Regions from separate parts of the Homo sapiens genome. Here all the other regions are linked to region 3. The links are chromatin contacts, found by Hi-C in ENCODE. All regions are on one chromosome and are shown on one strand. The core of a region is the stretch at or near the end of the contact, and the rest is flanking DNA. Distances in the headings are between cores, read along the strand shown. Region 1 holds the start of TFAM (transcription factor A, mitochondrial). Region 2 has its middle 5.6 kb from the start of TRS-TGA1-1. Region 3 holds the start of NRBF2 (nuclear receptor binding factor 2). Region 4 overlaps CCDC6 (coiled-coil domain containing 6).

Region 1 (6,515 bases), core at 4,016-6,515, 4.7 Mb after region 3:
ACAGATTATTCCTTAAAGTGAATGTTATGATTCTTATATAGTGTGATTATTACATCTTGCGGTCAGAATTTTTTTGACAGCACTGTTATGAAAATTATGTTAGATTTCACCAGTTATTTTCCATACAAAACCATTTCCTTTACCTATTATTCTCATAGTCTCCATGAACTAAATAACTGAATATATATGTACAAAACCTTTTTAAAAGATAAAACAACCTTAGGTTCATCCTTGTAAGATACTACTGTCCCCTTGACCAAATCACTGCATGCTTCCACCACAACCCAAGAACAATGGACTATTTGTTTAATAATCTTTCATCTCACTCCATTCCCTGAATGTCTCCACCTTTAAAGCTCCATAGTTGTGTTAAATTCATTTTACTAGTTACCAAAAGGGAAGAAACTGTGGAAAAGAATACAAGTATCCCTTACTATCAGTTTAATTTCTGAGTTCAGGGAGTGATATTGCATTATTATACTTAAGTTTCTGAATTTGGATAGTAAGTAGTACCTGTAATTTACAAAATTCTGTGGCTCTTAATAGCAATTTGGCTATAATCAGTAACAAATTCAACTTTTATTCATAACTGTAAGTAGGGCTCCTCTGATTTAGTTTCTTCTTCCTGAATCTCTCAGTCACTGAGTATTGAAACTACTATAGACTCCAAGCACTTTACAACTTAACTATTTCCCTCTTTGTTTCTAGAGCTATCACTAGGGATTTCTCTCCTGAGGGTTTTACTTGTAACTTCCTAGTCCTCACACTTCTCACTTGATCTCTGAACTAGTTGGTACTGGGAGTCAAGAACAATTACAAAAGAAAGAGAGAATGACAAGGGAAACTTTATAAATGTCCAATTCATGCTTCTGGTCCTCTCTACTCTTAGCACAGTGGGCTGGGTGCATTAAGGAGGAAGGGAGAATGAAAGAGGGAGGATATACTTTAGTAATCACTCTTCCAAACACCATCCTTATGTAGACACTCTATTTTTCACTCTTAGTATCTTTCTGGCTCCCTTTTACTGATTAGATCAGCCACCCTAAAGTAGCGGCATCATGGTCTCGAAACTGGGCGGGTCCTCAACCCTAGTGCTAGGACAGCTTAAAACATTAGGGTCAGGGAAAGACGTATTGGCATCCCACATTCAAGGCTGTAATCTAGTCTTTCAAAGAAATAGTTTTAACTCTGATGATCATTTGTAATAGTGTAGGTACACGACTAGCAAACTGACCACCTCAAAACTAATACTGGCTCTATGAAAAAAATGTATAACTTTCAAATGATGACATTTATGTGAATTAATACATTAAGCTGGGAACTACAAATTTTGAACCATGTGAGGTTTTTAATAGTTATTTCTTTGAAGAAAAAAAAAGAATTCCATCCTAAAGGCACTTAATTGATTAGATAAATTGGCATTTTTCCGATGTGTTAATGAATTAATGCAGTCTACTCAGCAATATTCCATATCAAACTCACCATAATCTATAGAATAATTCAAATTAATACGTTATTCTAAAGAAGACTCAGAAGCAAAGATTCTTGATACTCCTGGTTTGACTGTTTCATAACTCTGTTCCTGTAGTTTCCATTACTGTTCTACGAACTGTACACCTTAAATGTGGATACATCTGCAAGTAGCAACAAGGATTTCCAAACAGACTCAATGGCAAGTGGTCCTAGTGGCTATCTCACTTTTCATAAGAGAACTATCCCACTTCTGCCTAACTGAAGAATACTTGATGACATTCTACCATATTTTATTTGCCTATTAAGAGAAAACTACCTATATTCATAGTTATATAAATCTCAATTCTTTACCATAAGAAAAAAGTATTTCAATGATACTCACTTTTTTTTTTGTCATAGCTTTCCTTTTTAAATGTTTGTCCATGATTTCTTTTTCCAAAGACATAATCTGACTTGGAGTTAGCTGTTCTTTAAATCTGCTTATCTCTTCTTTATATACCTGCCACTCCGCCCTATAAGCATCTTGATATATCTATAAATAAAAAACCCAAGTAAGTCAACAAACCATTGCTGGCAAATTCAACATAGCACATGCCAGGGAAAGGCAACTGCATGACTTCAGACAGACAGATTTTATCACCAGGTGGAAAATGTGCTCTGGGATGAGATGTATATGGATTAAAACATACATTTTCCTTATATATACTAATCAAGGTGAGAGTTTAGTAATCAGCTTCCATTTTCAAACTACTGCCACTTCTTCACCTCCACCCCATACATCCATATTCTCATTATTTATGCAGATGAGAAGACATAAAGTTTCTTTGTAGATAACAGATTATTTTTTAAAAAGTCTGATCCATCTGGTCCTTTAAAGGACATGACAATTGCTCCTAACTGCAGAATAACTGGTCAGCAATGTTGAAAACTTATGTGCTTACTTTTTTCTTTGAATCAGGAAGTTCCCTCCAACGCTGGGCAATTCTTCTAATTAGTTCTGTAGTTTTTGCATCTATGGAATGAAATAAAAAGAAAAAAGATGCCACAATTTTACCTCTCAGGATTAATTTCTAAAGATATCCAGGAAAGCACAATCCATACCACACATAACTTAATATAATGATTTAACTTTCCTTTATCCAACTAATTTAAACGTAAGTAATTTATCCAACATTATCAAAAGTCTATTATCTAACAACTAAGGAGTATACCATATACCACCAGAAACAGTCAACAGTTTGATTACTAGGATTTTTTTTTTTTTTTGAGACAGGGTCCGTCACCCAGGCCATCACCCAGGCTGCAGTGCGGTGGTACAATCTTGGCCTAATGCAACCTCCACCTCCTGTGCTCAAGTGATTCTCCTGCCTCAGCCTCCCGAGTAGCTGGGACTACAGGTAGGCGCCATCATGTCCAGCTAATGTTAGTATTTTTTGTAGAGACGGGGTTTCGCTATGCTGCCCAGGCTGGCCTCAAACTCCTGAGTTCAAGCAATCCATCTGCCTCAGTCTCCCAAAGTGCTGGGATTACAGGCGCGAGCCACCACACCAGGCTGATTACTAGTTTAAGAAGCTGGATGATCAATTGCTTCAAGTTTTTTACTTCCCTTCCATATTTCAAGCAAAACACTTTTTCAAGTCTTTGAGGAATTCCTAAATTTATAAAAGCTAACAACAAAATACATTCTCGATCCATATAACACAGCCTCGTATTTCAATAACAGAAATATCATTTGGAAACAAGCTATTCGAAATTCAATCTGTTATTCTCCACTTCCTTCTTCATCTTAACCGGAATGATGGCGTGCAATTAATTGATTTTTAAAAATACCTGTTAGTACTAACTCTTACATTTAAAAGATGTGGGTACTTAAGCATGTCTCTGAAACTAACTCCTTACCTATAATGTGAGCTTTTTTTTAAAATTATTATTGTTTTTTGAGACAGGGTCTCGCTCTGTCACCCAGGCTGGAGTGCAGTGGAGCAGTCATGGCTCACTGCAGCCTCAACTTCCTGGGATCCAGTGATCCTCTCACCACAGCCTCCCAAGTAGCTGGGACTACAGGCACTGCGCCCCCATGCCCACCTCATTTTTGTATTTTTGGTAGAGACAGGATTTCCATGTTTCCCAGGCTGTTCTCGAACTCCTGGGCTCAAGCAATCCACCCATCTCGACCTCCCGAAGTGCTGGGATTACAGGTGTGAACCACCTCACCCAGCCTGATGTGAGCATTTTTTATTCTCGCCGAGAGGCTTTCTAGAGAGTCAACAAACATCCTACCTGGAAATGTTTTTTTTTTAGGAACCCAAGACAAGAAAGGATTTATCCTTTACAACCCACCATCCCCTTGGCAAGGTCGAGGTCTGAATCAAAGAACCAGAGTGGCTCTGAACTCCTATGATGAAAAGGTTTATCCTTTCTTATCTTGAAAGCTCTTGAAATTAGCAGTAAATTGCATAGAACTTTACAGTTCTACAGAACTTACAGTTTATGGATGCTTCCACAGAAGTTGCAACTTTATTAACAATTCCCTGAGCCAGAAAAAGGAGGAGCTAGGCAAGAGAAAATAATTCATCAGTGGTCCTCTAGACCAAAGGCAACAAGGCCCCAAATTCAGCTTTTTTATCCTCTTCCTAGGGTGCTTTCTACACTATACGTTATTTTTAAAATACCATTTACTAGTTCTCATTTATATTTAAAGCATTTCCATTTGGTATAAAATAGAACTTCCTATTTTACAGACATCAAATGATTGTTCCTGCAGTCACTGAATGCTTTAGCACTGCAATTCAACATTGGTATTTAACTGCTTAATGGCATTTTTATTACATGAGAAAAGGGTATATGCCCCAAAACTCCTTACCTGGGTTCTGAGCTTTAAATATGGGTAGTTGTTCTTTAGAAAATCGAAGGTAAGAACTTACAGGTTTCTTTGGACAACTTGCCAAGACAGATGAAAACCACCTCGGTAAATACACAAAACTACATATAAACAAAAAGAAAATAACCAGTGTCAGATGTTTAACTGTCAATATTCACATGTATATGAACACAGATCCCAAATAAGAAATGTCATCAAGATACTATGTATCCAACGCCTTCAACAAGAATGCTAGAGACTTATTAAAACCCTGTCCTAAACGGAGGGGAGCGTCTGCAGGACTGAAGTCTCAAAGCCCTTACCTCCTAGGAAGGGCAGGGAGTGAAGGAAAGCGTCTATACTCCAGCTCCTGGGCCCCGCCTCCTCAATGCCTAGATGATGGCCGGAGACTCGGCGCGAATTCGCAGAGGAGGCGGAAAGGATCCAAAGCTGGACAGTGAGGAGGGATGGGAGAAGCGAGTGGAGGGTAGCAAGAAGGTACGGCGTATTAAGAGAGTAAATAAAGGCCTGGTCTCAAGGCCACCGTCCCCTTGGCAAGGTCGCGGTCTGAATCAAAGAACCAGGGTGACTCTGAACTCCTAGGAGGGGCAGAAAGTGAAGGATAGGGTCTACATTCCAACCCCGGGACGTCCTGGGCCCTGCTGCCCCTAGGGCACAGGCAAGCGGGCCTACCTGAAGGGGGAGCGCAGTCGACTTCCACAGCCGGTGCACAGCTCTGCTCCAGACCTTCCCAGGGCACTCAGCACGCCCCACATGCTTCGGAGAAACGCCATCGCTCCGGTGGATGAGGCAGTGACCCGACCCCAATCTCGGAGAGCCTCCTGGCAATACACAACTCCAGCAATCACAACTGGAACCCGCGTGCGACCCTCCGGCGTGTGTTATCATGCCCGCCACTAGCGAGGCACTATGGGAAATCTGCTAACATCCGGTCGGTAGATGGGGGCGGGGCGGGGCGGAATTGGCGCAGGCGCGGGAGAGCGTACCCCGGTGGGCGGCCTTGCGGGGGAGGAATAAGAGCCGCGGAGATGAAGGGAAACCGCAATCCTCTAGCCTGCGGAGGGCTCTGGCTTCGAGGCGGCGCTGTTGAGCCACCTCTGTCCCCGGCCGCCCGGAGCAGTGGGTTCCTCTGCCGGGCCAGGAGGGTGATGGAGGGACCGCGGCGGCGGCCTCACCCCAACCCGGCGTTGGCCGGTGTCCGCCCGTGACGGTCACAAGGGCTGTACGTAACAGACAGTCCTGCATCCAGGACCCCGAGGTCCGATCGGCGGCTGCTGCGCGCCCAGCGGAGCGTCTCAGTTCAAGCCAGGGCTGGAGCTCGGAGTTCAGAAATAGTAACGGGAGAGGCGGGGATTCGCAAACCTAAAAATGCAGATTCCAAGGCCTTACCGCAGAGCTTAATTCCGTGTGTCTATGTGGGGCCCATTAATCTTCATTTTAGCGAGTTCCCCAGAATTTAACAAGTTCTAATGTCGGTGGTCTTGAGACCACATTTAAAGCAATATAGCTTTAGACTGTTTATTCTACCATCTACTGCAGTCTTTCAGTCTGGCCTCCAGCTTGCTTAATTTGAGCAGAGGAAACTGGCTAGTTGTCCACAGTCGCTAGTCTCAATTCTTCTAGTTCCAGTATTAACATTAACGTCTTGACTTGGGAATATTGCATTCCCTCGTTAAGATTCAGTTTCCCCCTCTGCAAACGAGGATGTTAGACTAAATCAGTTTTCCCAGCCAAAGCCCTGAGAACGTGTGACAAGTATGCCTTGAGACATTGATGTGTCAAAAATTGCTGTATAATTTTTTTATTTGTGTTATAGAAATACCATTTTCTGTATAGGCAATGGCATGAAAAAGATTAGGAAGACCTAAAGATACCTAAGGGTCCTTCCAGCCCTTAAATACCAGTTGTTTCAGAGCTAACCACCTTCTGAGACAGCCTTTCTTCTGTTGGATAGCCGTAATTGTTAGAAAATTCTTACCAGTGTCATATTGAGCTGACAGTCTATTTACCTTTCTGTAACTATGAAAACATTGGCTCTCTGGAAGTAGGACTAAGCCTACTTCTTCTTTTAAGCGGTAATAACCACTTCCCTTTTATAGACTCCCAGGGTTGAAAGGGACCTTCCAAGTCATCTGTTCAAACCTCCCATTCTGGCATGGAA
Region 2 (6,500 bases), core at 1,381-3,880, 4.6 Mb before region 3:
CAAACACATCCTCAGCTAGAGTCAACTCTGGGCAGCTTTGTACATCAACTCCCAGGGAACTTGTTCCTCCCTTTATCCAGCTCAGAGAGACAAAAGAGCAAAGAACATTCCACTCCTTCAATAACATGAGTCAAATGGCCTTTTTTTATCCCTGTCCAGTGGCTCCCTTGAGTTGGTTGCAGATACCTCTATGAGGGACCCATTCTGGTGAAAAGGGGAAGAGAATACCAGCATGTGATCTCATCTTCACTTCCTCATCTATAAACTAGCTGTGGTCTGTTTTGGATGTTAAATGAATGAACACTCATCACAGTGCCTGACCTGTGGTTAGAACTTAGAAAATGGCAGTGACTGCTGACAATGCCATGAGGTAGAAGTAATTATTATTACCACTTAGTGGATAAGGAAATTAAGGCTCAGAGAGGTTATGCAAACTGCCCAAAGTTACATAGCAAGAAAGGGAAGGAGCCTATATTTGATGCTTGGTTGCTCTGACTTCAAAGTCTCTGTTTTTCCTATTCCTTCAAATTCTTCCTATTCCTTCAAATTACTTCACAAATAAACTTGCAAACCTGGTTTCAGGTTACATCTTAACATGCTCAAGGGCTGAAAAGCTTTGTTTACAACAGCAGATACAGTACTAACTACAGAGAAAGGAGAAACTAGGTAAGCATTTCCAGGACCTGCACCCCATCTGCTGTCAAGTGGAGCAGACAATCCCAGTGTACATGAGAGGATTCTGGAAGGATTTGGGCCATTCTGATGTACTGAGATAAAATGATCTTAAAAAACATTCATGTCCTTTCTTGGTATCTTTGTGTTAATGGAAATAATGAGATTTCTTGGATGTGTATAAACCAGGAAGAACTAGTGAAACGTCAACCAGCCTCTTGACAGTGTCCCACTTAATGATATCTTCACAGTGATAACCTGGGAAGAACTTTTTTTATTATAGTGAGGAGAGTCCTCTAGAGCAGAAATAAACTATAGCCACAGGCCAAATCCAGCCCACTGTTTTTGTAAATAAAGTTTTATTGGAACACAGTCACACTCATTTGTTTACAGATTATCTATGGCTGCTTTTGTGATACACAGGCAGAGTTGAGTAGTTGCAACAGAAACCATATGGCCTGCAACACCTAAAATATTTACTGGCTGACCTGTAGAAAAAGTTGCTAACTAATCCCTGCACTAGAGGTGGGTACCAAAATTAAGTGCAGCATTTCTGTGCTCCAACATCCTAAGCACAGGTTATTTCAAAACACTAGCATTCTGTCTCCAATGATGGAGACAGATGTCTTTACATCTGGAAGACAAGTAGCTTTCAGAGGGATACTGTGTATATTCATCTCTTGGAATGACTTGTGGTGTCAGATAAAATGTGTCTAAAGTTCGTGTGCTGAACAATTTTTTTTTTTTGAGACTGAGTCTTGCTCTGTTGCCCAGGCTGGAGTGCAGTGGCACAATCTTGGCTCACTACAACCTCCACTGCCCAGGTTTAAGAGATTCTCTGGCTTCAGCTTCCGAGTAGCTGGGATTATAGGCATGCGACACCATGTCCAGATAGTTTTTGTGTTTTTAGTAGAGACGGGGTTTCACCGTGTTGGCCAGGCTGGTCTCAAACTCCTGACCTCAAGTGATCTGCCTGCCTTGGCCTCCCAAACTGCTGGGATTACAGGTGGAACCCACTGCGCCTGGCCTGAACAAATGTTTTGATAATTGTGTCTCAAATGAATATGTTTGGGAGGGAAATATATTCCCCAAGAGTCTTTGTAGACCTATGTTATGTAGGAGGTTTTATTAGAATAAAAATTAAAAGAACAAAGGGGGCTCTGAGATCCCTGGGGTGGGGACCAGGAGATTTATGAGTCCAGCAGACAGGAGCTGTGCCCCACCTCAGCCCCTGAGTGAGAAGCTTGTCAGCTCTAGCCTCTTCTCCACCCCGACCTCAAGCAGCAGAAAGCATCACAAGCATAAAGCCCACAGGCCACGTCCTCTGTCACTGGATTCTTCTAAATAGTCTGAGATATGAATGGAGAACTGGCCTTGCTCATGCATGCCTCCCTTGGCAGCCCAGCACCAGACAAAGCAGCTGAGGTAAGACTAAGTCCATCACAACCACTCTCTGGGCTGTGAGAGCCTGTCTCAGGACCCAGGATCCGAGGCAAGGGAAGGGAATGGATATTTTAAGAGCATGTGTGTGAGATGGTGGGAAGGAAACAGAAATAATTCATTTCCTGGGGCTTCTAGTCTATGAGCCTGGGTGAGCTTGACTGACCAACTTCATGCAGATTGGGAAAGAAACTAGTCATTGGAACAAGAGCTGAAAGCTCTATGTTTTCTTCATCAGTGCTTCAGATAGAACAGGATATCTGTTTTACCTGAAAATTCCAGTGTCAGAGCCTCTGTCTCTCTCACCCCTGCAGGAGCTAAGACTTAGGTATTATTACTAGTTGTTTGCACTCTAGTATGTAGAAAGAGCCTGAGACCAGATGTTTTTGGGGACATGGGCATATTGGGAAACAAGACTCCAGAAATGGGCATTCCCTCCAGAGGGGACTTGAAATGCAAGCTTTACACAGGTTGTAGGCCAGCCCTATCTCTCACTTCCTTTTTCTACTGCCTCACTACACAACAATGCCTCCATTAATGAAACCTCTGAGGATGAAACTCCTTTACAATGAACATGTTGAGTTAAAACAGAACAACAGCTTCATAAATCATGCTAAACAGTGGTGCAATATATCAAATGGTTGAGCTGCAATATTCCTGCAGATCTATGCACTCAGGGCACAAATCTCTTCAGGCACAGTTTTGATTCATCCCCAAAGCTGCAGGAAAACAGTTTACCCTCTGCTTCCCACCCCTTCAGGTGTTCTGAGACCTCTTGCTTTCTGATCCTCACAATCACAAAATTCACTCAACAATATTACTTATTGAAGGCCCATTAAATAGCAGATAAGGGGATTTTGTGGTTTTACACACACGTGTACACACACACAGAGACATTAAGCAAATATTTCACACTAAAATATCACAAAGCATGATGTGTTGTGAAGAAAAAGAGTAAAATGGTATGAAATTACATAAGAAGGAGGACTGATCAGTTTGATGGGGAGGGAGACATTGGAACATGTACAGAATTCCTAAGGTGGGAAAGAGTTTGGTCTTTTCAAGGAACTAAAAGAAAAGAAAGTACATTTGGCTAGAGAATGACAGGGAGAGGCCCGGTAATTATGCCATGCAGGATCATGGAGAGCTATGGGGTCATGCTAGTGATTCTAGTCTTTATTGTAAAAGCACATGGAAATCCCCAGAAGAGTTCTCAGGAGGAAGGTTATAAGACCAAATGTGCATTTTAAAAGAAAAATTTATTTTATGGAGAACAGATTGGAGGGGAGGAAGAGTGGATTGGAGGAGATAATTAAGAGGCCGAGAAGTAGTTGAGATGAGAGGTAGTGTTGATTTGGACTGGGTGGTGGTAGTAAATATGGAACAAAGTTGATTCTCAGCATATTTAGGGGCAAACTCAATGGCACTTGGGTTGAATAGGAAATGGGTTAAGGAATAGGGAAATATCAGGATCATTCCAAGTGGGTGTATCCTGCTCCATGGCTGGAAATGCCACAAACTGGAATGGATTTGGGACCTGGATTTAGAAGGGAAGGATAATTGTAAATTTAGCATTTCTACAGATTAACTGATTACAATTTGCAAAAAATTCACTTCAGTCTATTTATGTTTAAAACCTTTGAACACTGATCAGAAAGTTGCAGGACCTAATTTCTACTAAAGGAAGTAGGTAGAAAAACATTTGGGAGAAGGGGACCTTGATATTATAACTTCCTCTGCCTTCGAAGAGGGGTCTGATTGCCAGGCATGTTGAGGCACAGGGACAAGGCTGAATTGCTGTGTAACATAAAAGAATGAAAAAGCTGGGGTCTTGAGAGAAAATCCTCAAGACAGTGCATCATGTGAGGTTGGGTCAGAAAAAGCTGGCTCGAGGGGATGCACAGGAGGGTTGGTAGTGGATAAGAGAACTCTGGAGAAGAGAAATGTGGAAAGAGGAGTTGAAATGGTTTCCTCTGAGAAGAGGAGTGCACTGCAGAACCTCTTCCACATCCACCCCCACCCCTTCCATGGATTTTTCTTTGCTCATCATGGAGAGAGCTAAACCTCGAGTTGCATGGAGGCCAGTTGGAAAGTGAACATTCTCAAGGAGACAAAGGTGGGGGTGACCCATGGAGGCAGAGGTCTGTATGTACTTGCCTCCTGGTTCTGTCTGCCCTTTCAGTGCTAGAAGACAAAGAATGGGAAGAAAAGGTAAGGAAAAATATGGAAAGGGAAGGAAGGGTACATAGGCTGTTGTCCTCTGCCCTCTTTTATATTAAAACTATTCTAGGTGGGGGATACTCAATATTACAATAAATTATACTAAGGCAAAGATTAGTGACCTTCAAAAGGAGAACAGCATGTTAAGCCCCTCCTTTCTCTCCCACTTTTTTTGGGCATTCTAGGGGTGAAGTTTGGACATGTGCTGACGTCCATACTTCAGCATTTCTTCTTTGATGAAGAAATGAATATTCATTCATTTCTTCATCAAAAATTTGAGTCCCTTTTCTGTGGTATGTAGGGGCACAAAAATGAGAGATATGATCCCTTTACACATCCTCAGGGAGTTTACCATTTAGTGGTAAGAAAGACAAACAGGCAGAAATAGTGCAATGTGAGCCTTGCTATAATAGGAAATGGGAGAATTAAAGGGGTTTCTGGAGGCTAAGCACTGTAGCTCAGGACTGTAATCCCAGCACTTTGGGAGGCTGAGATGGGAGGATCCCTTGAGCCAGGAATTTGAGACCAGCCTGGGCAACATAGTGAGACCCTGTCTCTACAAAAAAATAATAAAAAAAATTTAGCTAGGCATGGTGGTGTGCACCTGCAGTCCAAACTACTCAGGAGGATGAGGTGGGAGGACCAATTAAGTCCGAGGCTGAGGCTGCAGTGAGCTGTGATTGCCACTGCACTCCAGTCTGGGTGACCAGAGCAAGGCCCTGTCTCAGAAAAAAAAAAAAAAAGAAAGAAAAAGAAAAAGAAAAAAATATAAAAAATAGGGTGGCTTTATTTATTTATTTATTTATTTGGAGATGGAGTCTTGCTCTGTCCCCCAGGCTGCAGTGCAATGCTGGGCTCACTGCAACCTCCACCTCCTGGGTTCAAGCGATTTTCCTACCTCAGCCTCCCGAGTAGCTGGGACTACAGGTGTGCACCACTACGCTCAGCTAATTTTTGTATTTTTAGTAGAGACAGGGTTTTGCCATGTTTGCCAGGCTTGTCTTGAACTCCTGACCTCAGCTGATCCGCCCACCTCCGCCTCCCAAAGTGCTCGGATTACAGGTGTGAGCCACCGCATCCTGCCTAAGGGGTGGCTTCTGAATCAGCCTGGGAGATTTTGCAGGAATGCTTTCCCTAAGAAGTGAGACTTGAAAGAATATGAGTTTTCTTAGCAGAAAATGATGGGGTGAGAGGGGGTTATACTATAACTTTTGGAAGCCAAAAAAAATTTTTTTTTGAATGGGGCTGATTTAAGCAGAAACTCATAGGAACTTACTGGAAGGATACTGAATAGTTTGTAGAATTGCCAAGAAGGCTGCAAAATCACTTTTGGAAAGTAGAACAGGAGTAAGTTAGGGTAGGCAGAGTCCAAGATCACAGCAGAATGACGCCACAAAATTAGTCTCGTGCAGACCCTACTGTTCCGTTGCTGAACAGCTGTAAACTCCAGTTGCAGCTCTGGCCCTGGCAATCCCTGTGAGTGCCATTGTTGCCTCTGCCCACTGCAAGGGTGGATTTCTATCCTACCTGCTTTTTGTATTATTAATAATAGCTCTTGATTGAAAGTTGGAGATGGGCACATCTGATTGGCCGAGTCTAGGTCACATGCTGCCTCCTCAGCTGCAAGGGAGGCTGAGACAGCAAGTATGTGACTTTTTCAGCTTCTATGCTGGGAGTGGGGTTGGGAGTGGATTACAGCCTCACACCTAGGTTCAAAAGGAAAGCAAGTGCCCTAAATAAGAAGGGATTTCAAATGCTAGGTAGCCCTCTTCCTCTAGTGAGGGGACAAGGGTGAAGATATTCCAGGTAGTTGCATGTGAACAGTTAAAAAGGCCCAAAGGTATGAGCCAGCATGCAGCACTGGGAGGTCTTCCAATAACTCCAAAGGAGAAGGAGGAGAAGGGTGGGAAGGCCAGAAAGGAAGGCAGGGGACTTGTCTTGAAAGCCCAATGTCTATAAGCTTTGACTTTCCTGTTATAGGACTGTGGTAGACGTAACTGATTTTCACTTAGTACCATCTAATTTTCTTCCTTCCCAATTTCAATTTGGGGAGCAATATACCCAGCTAAACTTCCTCAAGATTCCTTCTAGCTAATGATAGCCATGATACATAGTTTGGGTAAATGAGATATAAAAGAGGGTTCTTGTCTCTCCCCTTCTTGGCTGAA
Region 3 (5,854 bases), core at 399-2,898:
GCTCAAGTGATTCGCCCGCCTCGGCCTCCCAAAGTGCTGGGATTACAGGCGTGAGCCCCGGCGCCTGGCCAGTTCCCTGGTTAAAAAAAACTCGCAAATGTAGTCCAATTCGTCTTAAGTGTAAATACCTACCACCTGGGGCAAGACCCAACTTAAAAGGGAGGGGCGCCTCACAACAGTTAACCTGGCACCAGTGATTTGGTCCGAGAATCTTAGGCTTTTAAAGCTCAAGTCCAAACCTTTATTCTACAAATAGATTTTAAATTAAGGGCTTATGGTCTGGTTATAATCGCTAACTCTTACACTGTACTATGTACTTAGTACAGTTCTAAGTGCTTTACACCTATTTACTCCTTTAATCCTCCCAAAAAACCTGAAGCCGAGTGAAGCCAAGTAGTTTGCCCAAGGTAACACAGATATCAAGTGACGAGGTTAGAATTCAAATCCAAGCAGCATAGCTTCAAAACCTAGAGTCTTAAACCACCTGACTCTACTGCTCTTCTAGGACTCAGAGTTCTAATGTGAGAAAAGAATCCTCTATAGAGCTTTCTTTCAATTCCACCATCGCAAATGAATTGCAAACCTGTGACTCAAAAGTTCTTCCTGTGTGCAACCTTAAGTAATCTGACTTTTACATCCAAAATGGGTAACCTCTCTGGAAAACTAAAAGATGCAATGGCCAGTCTGAAAAGAACTCATGCTTCCCGTTGTTAGTGGGGTTCTGTTGTGTTGTTTTTTAATTGCAACACCTGAAACGCCTTAAAACACAAGTAAACAGGCTATCAGCCATTTTCCTGAGAACAGCAAACACCTATTACACTTTCATGATGCCTAAATTGATGAATCTGAGCTAAATACAGGAACGGCTGTCTTTTTCCCAGCTGTCTCTAATATATTTGGAAGACGGTAGACTCAGTTTATGCATGTGAATGTATGTGAGAAATGAGGGGGAAGTGGAGGGTGAGGAGGGGGAAGTGGAGGGTGAGGAGGGGGAAGTGAAGGGTGAGGAGGGGGAAGTGGAGGGTGAGGAGGCTATTCACTCCTCCACCTCTCCAAAGCGGGGCGACTCAGACTCAGACCCTGCTGCTAGAACTTAAAACCAGTATCACACCATTTCTGCCTTGGCCGGCTTCAGTGCCTCTCCAGGCTGTAGGGAGGTGGCTACGTGGCGCTAAGAGGACTTCCCCCAGCCAGAGAGGAGGTGGCAGCCCCAGGTGGTGGCATCCCCTCGCCCGGGGCCCCGCGACAGGGGGCGCCAGGACTTCCCGGGGATCCCCCAGGAGGGCAAAGTCTGAAGTGGCTAGCCTGGAGCCGCAGTTGGGCCAGGGCCTGCCTAGCAGCCCCTCACAGCCTCTGCGACCACTCCTGCCAAACCAACCTCCCAGCCTAAAGGGTTAGCCGACGCGCCGGGGACGGGGCCGGGCTCCTGAGGCAAAGGCACCCAAGACGAACGCTATATTCTGTGGGACACTCACCAGGTTGAGGGGTCCTTCCATTACTTCCATAGACCCCGGGGTAAGCGGCGGCCTTAGGAAGGGGAGTAGTGGCGCCGGGGAACATGGAGGGGACTGCAAGGGAGCTCGACGCAGCCGCGGAGACTGCGGCCCCTCTCTGCGCCCCAAGAGCCAGCGATAGGCGCTGAAGGAGCAACAACCTCACCACTTCCTCCTCCGGCGCCGCGCCGCGGGCCCGCCCCCTGCGCCACCGCCGAGGCCACGCACGGCGCCATGACGTCACACGCGCAAAAGGCTGGTTCAAGGTGGGAATGAGGACAGGCAGTGGGTGGGGCCCAGGGAAGGCGGGGCACCAGCTGATGTACGCTTGCGAGCGGTCAATCTTTCCTCTCGCGAGAAGCGTTAGTTTAGGTTCTTAAAGTCTACACTGAAGTCACGTGAGGAGGTACAGCCTTGCTGTTGAAGACTTGAAATGGCTGTCTTCTGCAATTAGCTTCTCACGTTTCCTTTTAGACTGACTTTTCCTTAAATCTGCTAATCGTTACACCGTTACTTGTGGTCCTGTCCACACCTTTATCATTGTACATGATTCATTTTTTCAAAAGGCCGATTTGAGCAATTCTAGACCATGCACTGGACTAACCCCCCTAGAGGTCAGCACACTCGAATGATTTAGGGCTCTGCCCTCAAGTTGCTCACAAACTGATAGGGAAACAATTTTGGTCTAGCCAAATATAATACTGCATTCATTTAACAATTATGTGCCAAACAAAAGCTAGGTTCGTTCTGTCATGGAATTCACTGACAAATAGTTGTGATTTATGCTGGAAAGGGAACACATAGGGAGCTGTGATAGAGTAACCAAGGTGGAGTTGGGTGGTAAAGGAAAGCCTTTCATGGGGGGCGTGATTTTTTTTGAGAAAGTGTCTTGCTGACGCAATCTCCACTCACTGCAACCTCCCTCTGCCCGCCCCCTGCCCCAGGCGATCCTCACACCTCAGTCTCTTAAGTAGCTAGGAACTACAAGTGCTCAGGCCAGGTTAATTTTTGTATTTTTTGTAGAGATGGGGTTTCGCCATGTTGCCTATGCTGATCTTGAACTGCTGAGCTCAAGTGAGCTCAATGATCCGCCCTCCTGGACCTCACAAACTGATGGGATTATAGGCATGAGCTACCGCACCTGGCTAAGGGCGTAATCTTTAAGATTAAACCTTAAAATGCCAGTTAAACAAAGACCCTTCTCGACAAAGGAAATGTCTTATGCCTCAACTCTAAAGGCGGGGAGGTCGGGTGGCGGGAGCTGCAGCATTTCAGAGAGATGCAAAAGAAGATACCAGAGAGATAGGAAACTTCCAAAACATAGGTGTCCTTGCAGTGCACAATGAAACATTTGAATTTTACTCAAAGTGCATTGGGAAATAAGTAAAGGATATTAAGCTAGAGAATAATCTGCTTTAATTTACAGTTTTGAAAAGATTAATTTCCCTGTAATGTGAAGAATAGATTGTGGAAGGCCTAAGGAAAAAGAACCAAGACAAGCTAGTTGATTGACTAATTATGGGCGCTCAGACTGGAATGGAAGTAGGGAAGATTGGGTCATGCATCCACTCATTACATAGTTATCATGTTTCTACCATGTGCCGGAAACCTTGGAAGAGAAGTAGATATATTCAAGATATATTTTTGGGCATCAGGTTGAGAGGAGTTAGTGATGGAATGGCAGTAAAGCATACAGAAAATGGAAGAATCAAATCTCGTATTTAAACAACCAAGTGGCCTAGCACACTGGCTCACCCCTGTAATCCCAGCTCTTTGGGAGGTCAAGGAGAGCAGATCACTTGAGGCCAGGAGTTTGAGACTGGTCTGGCCAACGTGGTGAAACTTCATCTCTACTAAAAGCACTAAAACGTAGCCAAGTGTGGTGGCGCGTGCCTGTAATCCCAGCTACTGGGGAGACTGAGGCAGGAGAATTGCTTGAACCTGGAAGGCAGAGGTTGCAGTGAGCTGAGACCAATCACACCACTGCATTCCAGCCTGGGTGACACAGAGAGACTCTGTCTCTAAAAATAAAAAAATAAAAAAGTAAACAACCAAGTGGACAAGATAGTGAGAGACAGGACTAGCTGGATTTCCTAGGCCAACTAAGAATTCCTAAACCTAGCTGGGGAAGGTGACCACACCCACATTTAAACACAGGGCTTGTAACTCAGTTCACACCCGACTAATCAGGTAGTAAAGAGGGCTCACTAAAATACAAATTAGGCTAGAAGCAGAAGGTAAAGAAATAGTCAAATCATATATCGCCTGAGAGCACAGGGGGAGGGACAATGATCAGGATATAAACCCAGGCATTCGAGCAGGGAGTGGCAACCCCCTTTGGGTCCCCTCCCATTGTATGGGAGCTCTGTTTTCACTCTATTAAATCTTGCAACTGCACACTCTTCTGGTCCATGTTTGTTACAGCTTGAGCTGAGCTTTCACTCACCGTCCACCACCGCTGTTTGCTGCCATCACAGACCCGCCGCTGACTTCCACCCCTCTGGATCCATCAGGGTGTCCACTGTGCTCCTGATCCAGCGAGGCGCCCATTGCTGCTCCCAATCGGGCTAGAGGCTCGCCATTGTTCCTGCAAGGCTAAGTGCCCAGGGTTTGTCCTAATCGAGCTGAACACTAGTTGCTGGGTTCCACGGTTCTCTTCTGTGACCCACGGCTTCTAATAGAGCTATAACACTCACTGCATGGCCCAAGGTTCCATTCCTTGGAATCCGTGAGGCCAAGAACCCCAGGTCAGAGAACAAAAGGCTTGCCGCCATCTTGGAAGTGGCCTGCCACCATCTTGGGAGCTCTAAGAACAAAGACCCCCTGGTAACAATAGGAAGGAGCTAATTTGTATGGAAAATGAAAAGTTCTATCTTGGGCACTGTATTAATTTCCTATGACTGCTGTAAGAAGTTACTACCCATTTAGTGGATTAAAACAACAGAAATTTGGAGGCTAGCAGTTCTGGAGGCTAGAAGACCAAAATAATTTTTTTTTTTTTTTGAGACGGAGTCTCGCTCTTTCACCCAGGCTGGAGTGCAGTGGCTCGATCTTGGCTCACTGCAGGCTCCACCCCCGGGGTTCACGCCATTCTCCTGCCTCAGCCTCCCACATAGCTGGGACTACAGGCGCCTGCCACCTCGCCTGGCTAATTTTTTGTATTTTTAGTAGAGACGGGGTTTCACCGTGTTAGCCAGGATGGTCTCGATCTCCTGACCTCGTGAATCACCCTCCTCGGCCTCCCAAAGTGCTGTGATTACAGGCGTGAGCCACCATGCCCGGCCAAGACCAAAATAATTTCATAGCGCCAAAACAAAGGTATACAGCAAGGCCTTGCCCCCTTCTTTTCCAGCCTCTGGAGCTACATTCTTTGCATTCCTTTGACTCACAGCCCCTTCTTCCATCTTCAAAGCCAGCAGCACTGCATCTTCAAAGCTCTTGCTGCTTTTGTCATGTCATTTCCTCTTAAAATCCTTCTGCCTCCCTCTAGTAAGGACCCTGTGAATACATTTGGTCCACAAAATAGTTAAAGATAGTCTTCCTATCTCAAGGTTAACTTAATCATACCTACAAAGTCCCTTTGCCATATGAGGTAACATTCTCAGCTTCCACAGATTAGGACCTGGGTATCTTTCGGACCATTATTGAGACTACCAGAGGCATTGTATCTAAAGCAAATCAATGACATACTCAAAATAATCCCAGAAGGGTTTAATAAACGGACTGTTTTACAAAGGTGTGGCCAGAGTTTAGGTATTTACATGAGAAAAGCAATAACTCCTAGGCTATAAAGAAAGAAATAGAAGGGGCTGGGTACAGTGTCTCACACCTGTAATCTCAGCACTTTTGGGAGGTGGAGGCAGAGGTGGGCGGATCACTTGAGGCCAGGAGTTCAAGCCCAGCCTGGCCAACATGGCGAAACCTCATCTCTATCCAAAATACAAAAATTAGCCAGGCATGGTGGCACATGCCTATAGTCCCAGCTACTCTGGAGGTTGAGGCACGACAATAACTTGAACCTGGGAGGCAGAGGTTGCAGTGAGCTGAGGCCGCACCACTGCACTCCATCCTGGGAGATAGAGCAAGACTCTGTCTCAAAAAAAAAAAAAAAAAAAAAAAAAAGAAAGAGAAATGAATAAGAGGGAAATCTGAAATGAGGAGAAAAATGTAGAATATAGTTTGAAGAAGCACTGACCTTCAATCAAGGACACTATCCTGAGGTGACCTTGCAGGGAGGATCCAGGGAAATCACCTTATTTCCTCTTCCCCTGACTTCCATTGTCCAAACCCAATCAAAAGCCAGAAGGCAAGGGAGCCCATTGATGTAATTCATAAAAATCAGCCTCCAAGGGCAGGGAGCA
Region 4 (6,246 bases), core at 2,265-4,764, 3.2 Mb after region 3:
CATCTTGGGATGCCTCAATAGCCCTAAAAAGGAATTCATGGGCAGTGCCAGTTAGTTTTGATGGGTGAAGCGTGCGTGGGTCCCCTGATATTCAAGGGCCCCAGCTCTGATGAGGATGTTGATACCCTGGGAGGAGAAATGGCTGCCCATGTTAGTGACTTAGAGGCCTTATCTCGTGGCCCTGCTTGTCTGGCATGCAATCAGACTGTGAGAATACTTTTCTCACATTTCCCTGCTGTGAAATTTATTTTTATGATGATAGTGGATTTTGTTTAAGCTTATTTTATTATGGAAATTTTCAAGCATATACTAAAGTAGAGTGAATCCACAAACCACCAGCTTCACTGATTATTGACACATAGTCTTAAAATGCTTTCACCATAAATGGTTCAGTTTGCCTCTCTGATAAGGACTTTATAACCACCATACCATTATCATACCAGACAAAATTAGCAATTTTTCCCCTGGCAAATTAGTGTTTGAAAGGTAAACATCACAGGCTTTTCTGTGATCAAAGGTATTATCCTTGTCTCCCCTCTGCTATTAAGCCCTGTGCCCTTAGGCTGCTGGCCCCAGCTCTAACCTTCCTCCCTAAAGCTGTTGACAGCAGGCTTGGAGACCTTTTACCTGCTGCCCTGTTTCCTGGTCCCCAGCTTCCGAGCATCCCAGTTTTGCTGGTTCTGCCCTCAGTAGGTATGCAGACTGGCTTCCCAGCCCCCATGACGAAGCAGCAGAAAGTTTAGGTCACCACTTCACCTGTGTGAAGCAGACCTGGCTTATGTGGTTCTACTATAAGGAAATCTGAAGTGAGGCATCCTGTGCAGCCAGCCTTCCCTGGAAGCTTCTAGCTGAGAAATGTCTGAGCATCTGTGGGGAGTCATGCCCTCGGAAGATGGACTGGCATCTATGGCTTCCAGAAAGTCTGGTGCGGTGCTATGTGTGAAGCCACTCAGGGCTGGAGAGCACCAGACAGGAAGCTGTGAGCAGTATGTGCAGACACGTTTTCTGGACAGGTAGAATAACAAGCAGTCTTTGCCCAGAATCTCCAGCTCTGAAATCTGCAGCTTGAGCAGCATCTATGGAGTGGTTTCAGCTAAATTATTTCATTTGAGTCTCACGGCAAGTCTGTGGGAGTAGGTAGTGTGTACCTCCTTAGAAAATAAAGGATCTGGGGCTCAGGTGAAATGCTGTTAAATTATTGGCCAGGGAACAGTGCTGGTAAATGGGACAGTTGGCATTTCCAGGGAGGTGGCCTCACATCCAGGCTAGGGTTCTTTCTCCTCTGTTAGCTCCTTGGCAGAGGAGGAGGTTAAAAAAAGGGTCTGATAGTTCAGCACTTACAAGCAAAGGGCATTCAATTCCAAAATTTCTAGGAAATTCCAATGTCGCATTTGACCCAGCAACAAAAATTGGGAACCACTAGTCTATACATTTGTGAGTACATATGATATTTCTTCTGAGATTTGAAATAATGCCCCATTTAAAAAATATTTTTAATTGAATTTTTTTGACTAGGAAGGACATCACTTGGTATTTGGTCCCCTTCCCTTTAACACAAAAGGTGGCGTATATGATATTATATTCTGTTCTGCCCCTCCCCCTGCCATTTAATTATATTTTGGATACTTCTCTTTTTTTTTTTTTTTTTAACAGTTGCATGGTAAGCCATTGTGTGGGTATCTCTTACCATTGTGCATTTAATTTGTTTTCAGTCTTTTGTCTCAAAATGTCACCGTCACCTTGAACGTAGGTCATTTTGTATGTGGGTGAGTGTATCAGAGGGGATAATTCCTAGCCACTCTCTTCAACCATTTCCTTATGTTGACTCAATCATTACATCAGTCTTGTGAAGTAGCCAGTAGCATATTATCCTTGTTTACAGACAGGAAACTGAGGCTCAGAGAGGGTTGGGTGACTTGCTTAAAGTCATACCGCAGAGAGTAGGAGAGCCAGAATTGACACCTAGCTAAGCAAGCTGATTCTAGGGAATTCCCTCACTTTTTGATGCTGCCTTTCTTGGTAAATTCACAGAAGTGACATTGTTGTGTCGATTGCCCTATATATGTGTAATTCGAATAGATGTTGCTTCTACAATTTACACTTCCATTAGTAGGATATGAGAGATATGTGGCCCCATACTACACTGTCAGAGGGTTTTCTCAAACTGGATTTTGGTAGTCTGGTAAATGGACAGTGACATATTAGTACAGTCTTTGCATTTCTCTCAAGGGGGTGGATAAGCATCATTTCTTGTGTTTATAAGAGCCATTTGTATTCTTTTTCTGTACCTGCCTAGTTGATATCCTTTCTTGTTTGTCTTTGGGGACCTTGGTCTTTCTCTTACCCATTTTTCTTAGAACTCTATATGTTACAATGACTTGCTCTTGTTTTTCAATTTTGAGTTGCAAAAAAATTTCCCACCTGTCAATTGTCTTTTGACTTGGCTTTTGGTGTTTTTTGGCCACAGTGAAAATTTTTATTTTTATGGTTTCTTGATGTCATTTATAATCTACAGGAAATATTGCTAACATTTTATGGTAAAACCTTTCTGTATATTTACTTCTTTGGAAAAAAGTAGGACAGACTGCTTTTGTGTTTTTGTTTAAATGATAGTGCATTTAAGACAGATTCAGAAGAGTGTGTAGAAGTAGCGATGCCAGATATTCTTTTAAATTGCATAAACAATTGAACTCACAACTGCACATTAGATACATCTCCTGGTGTCTTTTTTCCTCATTCTTGTCTGTATAACACTTTATATTTCATATGAGATCTTGAATTAGGATAATTTCCTCTGACTAGTTGATCAATTACTGAATTGTTTATTTTGGATACTATTATTGTAGCCTCCTTCTTCCTCCAGAAGCTGCTGCTTAAATGGATTCAAGTGTAATTGGCATTATTTTTCTATCCTGGTCCGTTTCGGGCTCTGTTTATCTGGTGGTTTTATTTTACTCTGCAGTATTTTCCATTTCCCCTGCTTAAAGATAGATTTAAAGCTGCAGACCTTAAATGTAATCTTCTTTCATATTGGCCGGTCTTCTTTGTTCATCTCACAGATATTACAAATAACGTATATATTACAAAACTTTGTTCATTCTGCTAATATTTCTGAGGTTATTCTGTATATAAGGCTGTTCTATGCATTGTGCTAAGAGGTTTTGAGACAGTTCCTGCCTCTGGCAGCTGATATTCTAGTTGGGGGGGCGGGGGGCGGGGTTGGAAATAGACATCAGACAACTGATTTCACAGTTATAGAATTGAAGCTGTGATAAATCCTTCAAAAGATGTGTTTCTTGGAGGATATGATGGGGGGAACCAGACCAGTTTAAGGCAGCCAACGGAGCTTCCCTGAAGTGACATGTAGGCTGCAATCCCCTGTATATCTTTTTTGGAGTTAACCATGAAGAGAATTGGTAAAAAAATGTTCTGGGCCCAGGGAAGAGGCTATGCAAAAAATCCTGAAAGCGACAGAACTGCAGGGCAGGTTTGAGGAACTGAAAGACGAGTTGTGGTCAGAGTGAGATCGGGATGTGGCCTGAAGCTGGAAGTAGGTGGGGCCAGGTCTGATAGGGCTCTCAGTCCTGAATCTTGAATTGGACCTGCATTAGACCACTCTTGAATTAGACTTGAATTATTCCTTGAATTTAATTCAAGGGGTAATGTTGGCATATGTGCTTTTAAATTAGGAGTAGGTTTTTAAATTCGGGGGACCATGCCAGTCTAGAACTTTCTTTAGTTGAATAAATTTGACCTGCAAAAATGGTACTTTAATCCATTCTCTTACAGTTTTTCATTAGGATGTGTTTTTGCCAACAGCCTTGGTGTTTTAAAATCTAGATGTGGCAAAATAATTTACTGCTTGTTAAGCAAACCTCCTGACATGGCTGGGGTATTGAAAAAAGAATGAAGATGGAAGTATTGTAGATATAACAAATGTATCCAAACTAGATTTCGCTCTTCCTTTCCCTGATTCACACGTATTCTCTGTCCTTTCTTTCCTTTTCTCCTTTTCTTTTCTTCCTTCCTTCCTTCCTTTCTTTCCTTTCTTTCTGTTGTTGTTGTTGTTACGGAGTCTCGCTCTGTCACCCAGGCTGGAGTGCGGTGGCACGATCTCAACTCACTGCAACCTCTGTCTCCCGGGTTCAAGCAGTTCTCCTTCCTCAGCCTCCCAAGCAGCTGGGACTACAGGCGTGTGTCACCATGCCTGGCTAATTTTTGTATTTTTAGTAGAGATGGGGTTTCACCATGTTGGCCAGGCTGGTCTCAAATTCCTGACTTCAAGTGATCTGCCCGCCTCGGCCTCCCAAAGTGCTGGGATTATAGGCATGACCCACTGCACCGGGCCACCTTATGCCCTAAGTGTTTTTCTGGATACATATTATGCAAATACAAGTGTGTGCCTATATTGTCCTCTTAAAAGGATACCCAGCGATGGGAGCACATTGTACATGCTGTTCTATATCTTGATTTTTTTTTTCTACTTTACACATCTCATGAGTTTTATCCCCAGCACTGGGTATAGAATTGCCCCATTCTTTTCAAGGGCTTGCTGTAAAGTATTCTGGGAACTGGGCGCACTCTCTTTAACTCTTCCTCTGTTGATTGTTTTCAGTCTCCTTCTTTCTATAAAGCAAGTTAAAGGAAACATTCTTTTAACAATGTTTTTAACAAGTCTTAGCAATGGTTTTTATTATCTGTAGGATAATCTAGGAGTAGAGTTGCCAGTTTTTAGAGTATGTGCTTTTGAAATTTTGTTTGTATTCACTTGGGCAGCAGTAAGTCATCTTTTGCTTATTGTCGTCGCTGTCTCGACCTGAAATCCTTTCTTTTTATATTCTTGCCTTCTTTTTTTGGTCCTGTAGCAGGGAACATCTTATTTTTTTGTTTGTTTTGAAGGGGTTGCTTTTACTTAGAACAAATTGCCATGTTACTTACCTTTATTTTTTTCCTGAAACTTAGTCAACTTTCTTAACATTAAACTCCTCTTTTGCTTAATTGGCTTAGAAGTAAGTGAGAGAACAGAGATAATATGGCTTTTAGTACCAAATGCTTCTCTTAGTAAGAATCTACAGATTGGTTGATGTTAGGAGTTTAAAACTGTTTTTGGAGCCCATTAAAGACATGTCTCCTGTTTGTATGGGTCACTCTCTCAAGTCACATAAGAAGGTGGTGGTCTTTGTAAAAATGCTAGAAAATGTTGGGAAATTTGTTCAAAGTTTGAGGCTTTCTGTCAAACTTGAGGGTTTTGAACTCTGACAACAATACATTAAACTTTATCCAGTTTATACTGCATACAGAGTTTCTTAAAGCAGGCTCTACCCTGATCACCATCAGTATATGTGATAGGGATCTTAGCCCTCTGTTCTCAAATATAGTTTAGGGAGTTTTAGAGGAAAGTGTGTTTCCTCATTAAATAATCAGTTGAGTTGACTCCAATTTGTGTACGTGAAACCAACAAAAAGAATATAAACTTTTAATATTATGGTCCAGTTGGATAGGATTTATAATTTTGAGTAACCTTCCAGTAAAACTTTGTGATTCATTAAGTTTTTCCCTGTCATCAGCCTGTGCTGACATAAGTTCAGCTGATAGAATTGAAAAGAGCAAAGAGAAGAAAAAGTCTAGACTTCTAAATACAGTGCGAGAGGGAGATGATGGCTGCCATGAATGGTATTAGCATTGCTTCTTGTATCAAGTGTGACAGTTGGCTCATCAGGGACATCGGAGTACGTCTTAGTTTTTGATTCTGCAATACCTTTGCAAGGTATTGATACCATCATTTCACTTGGAGGTCATAAAAGGGAGAGTTTATTTCCTTTCCTTGTTCCCTGTCCCATAGCTTCCAGTATCACATTTCACTCATTGCTATACTTTAGTCCTTTTCGTAACTGACAGTGTTGTCTGCTTATTGCAAAGACACATGGTATTTAACTCAAAGACTAAGACTCAGAGTCCATTGATGGAACAGAGACTGGAGAGACCACAGTGGGCAATGGACCCAGTTGATAGGACCCTTCCAAGTCCCTGGGACTCACTGTGTTTCGGGGGTACGAATATATCATTTTTTTCTTTTTCCTACTGAATTAAACCTTTTTTTTTCAGTTAAAGTCGATCAATACGGTAAACACCCTTACACCCCTCACCTAATTTTACTAATTTTTTTTTTTGAGGCAGAGTCTTGCTCTGTCGCCCAGGCTGGAGTGCAGTGGCGCGATCTCTGCTCACTGCAACCTCCGCCTCCCG

Evidence for each region. A loop is a pair of places that touch in the nucleus more often than their neighbours do. Pooled maps may share reads with other maps.
Region 1: a loop to region 3 is called in a map of CD8-positive, alpha-beta T cell, with 10 times the contacts of the local background. The contact joins the promoter of TFAM here to the promoter of NRBF2 in region 3. A Hi-C loop is called at or near these places in 1 of 168 maps with a recorded cell type or tissue (CD8-positive, alpha-beta T cell), 1 of 37 single-sample maps with no recorded cell type and 6 of 50 pooled maps.
Region 2: a loop to region 3 is called in a map of CD8-positive, alpha-beta T cell, with 8 times the contacts of the local background. The contact joins the enhancer-like site here to the promoter of NRBF2 in region 3. A Hi-C loop is called at or near these places in 2 of 168 maps with a recorded cell type or tissue (CD4-positive, alpha-beta T cell and CD8-positive, alpha-beta T cell), 1 of 37 single-sample maps with no recorded cell type and 9 of 50 pooled maps.
Region 4: a map with no recorded cell type shows a loop between it and region 3 (14-fold over the local background). The contact joins the enhancer-like site here to the promoter of NRBF2 in region 3. A Hi-C loop is called at or near these places in 2 of 37 single-sample maps with no recorded cell type and 2 of 50 pooled maps.

What each region holds. Positions count from the first base shown.
Region 1 is chr10:58,384,160-58,390,674 of GRCh38, reverse strand. TFAM (transcription factor A, mitochondrial) reads right to left here and starts at 5,265. Exons shown (of 7, transcript NM_003201.3): 1 at 5,027-5,265; 2 at 4,337-4,455; 3 at 2,415-2,485; 4 at 1,856-2,005. The coding sequence starts at 5,127. RefSeq lists enhancers at 4,865-5,521, 5,715-5,814 and a silencer at 5,205-5,584.
Region 2 is chr10:67,766,886-67,773,385 of GRCh38, reverse strand. No RefSeq gene overlaps it. Among named protein-coding and RNA genes, the nearest start is that of TRS-TGA1-1, 5.6 kb to the right of the region's middle. RefSeq lists enhancers at 1,954-2,113, 2,294-2,483. Within about 2 kb of position 2,630, at least 3 of the 41 ENCODE cell types and tissues checked have a DNase peak (open chromatin) inside an H3K27ac peak, as active enhancers do.
Region 3 is chr10:63,129,122-63,134,975 of GRCh38, reverse strand. It overlaps NRBF2 (nuclear receptor binding factor 2), which reads right to left and starts at 1,648. Exons shown (of 4, transcript NM_030759.5): 1 at 1,476-1,648. The coding sequence starts at 1,505. RefSeq lists silencers at 1,102-1,371, 1,582-1,831.
Region 4 is chr10:59,882,884-59,889,129 of GRCh38, reverse strand. The region is part of intron 1 of CCDC6 (coiled-coil domain containing 6); the gene reads left to right. Among named protein-coding and RNA genes, the nearest start is that of CCDC6, 21 kb to the left of the region's middle. Within about 2 kb of position 3,514, at least 2 of the 41 ENCODE cell types and tissues checked have a DNase peak (open chromatin) inside an H3K27ac peak, as active enhancers do.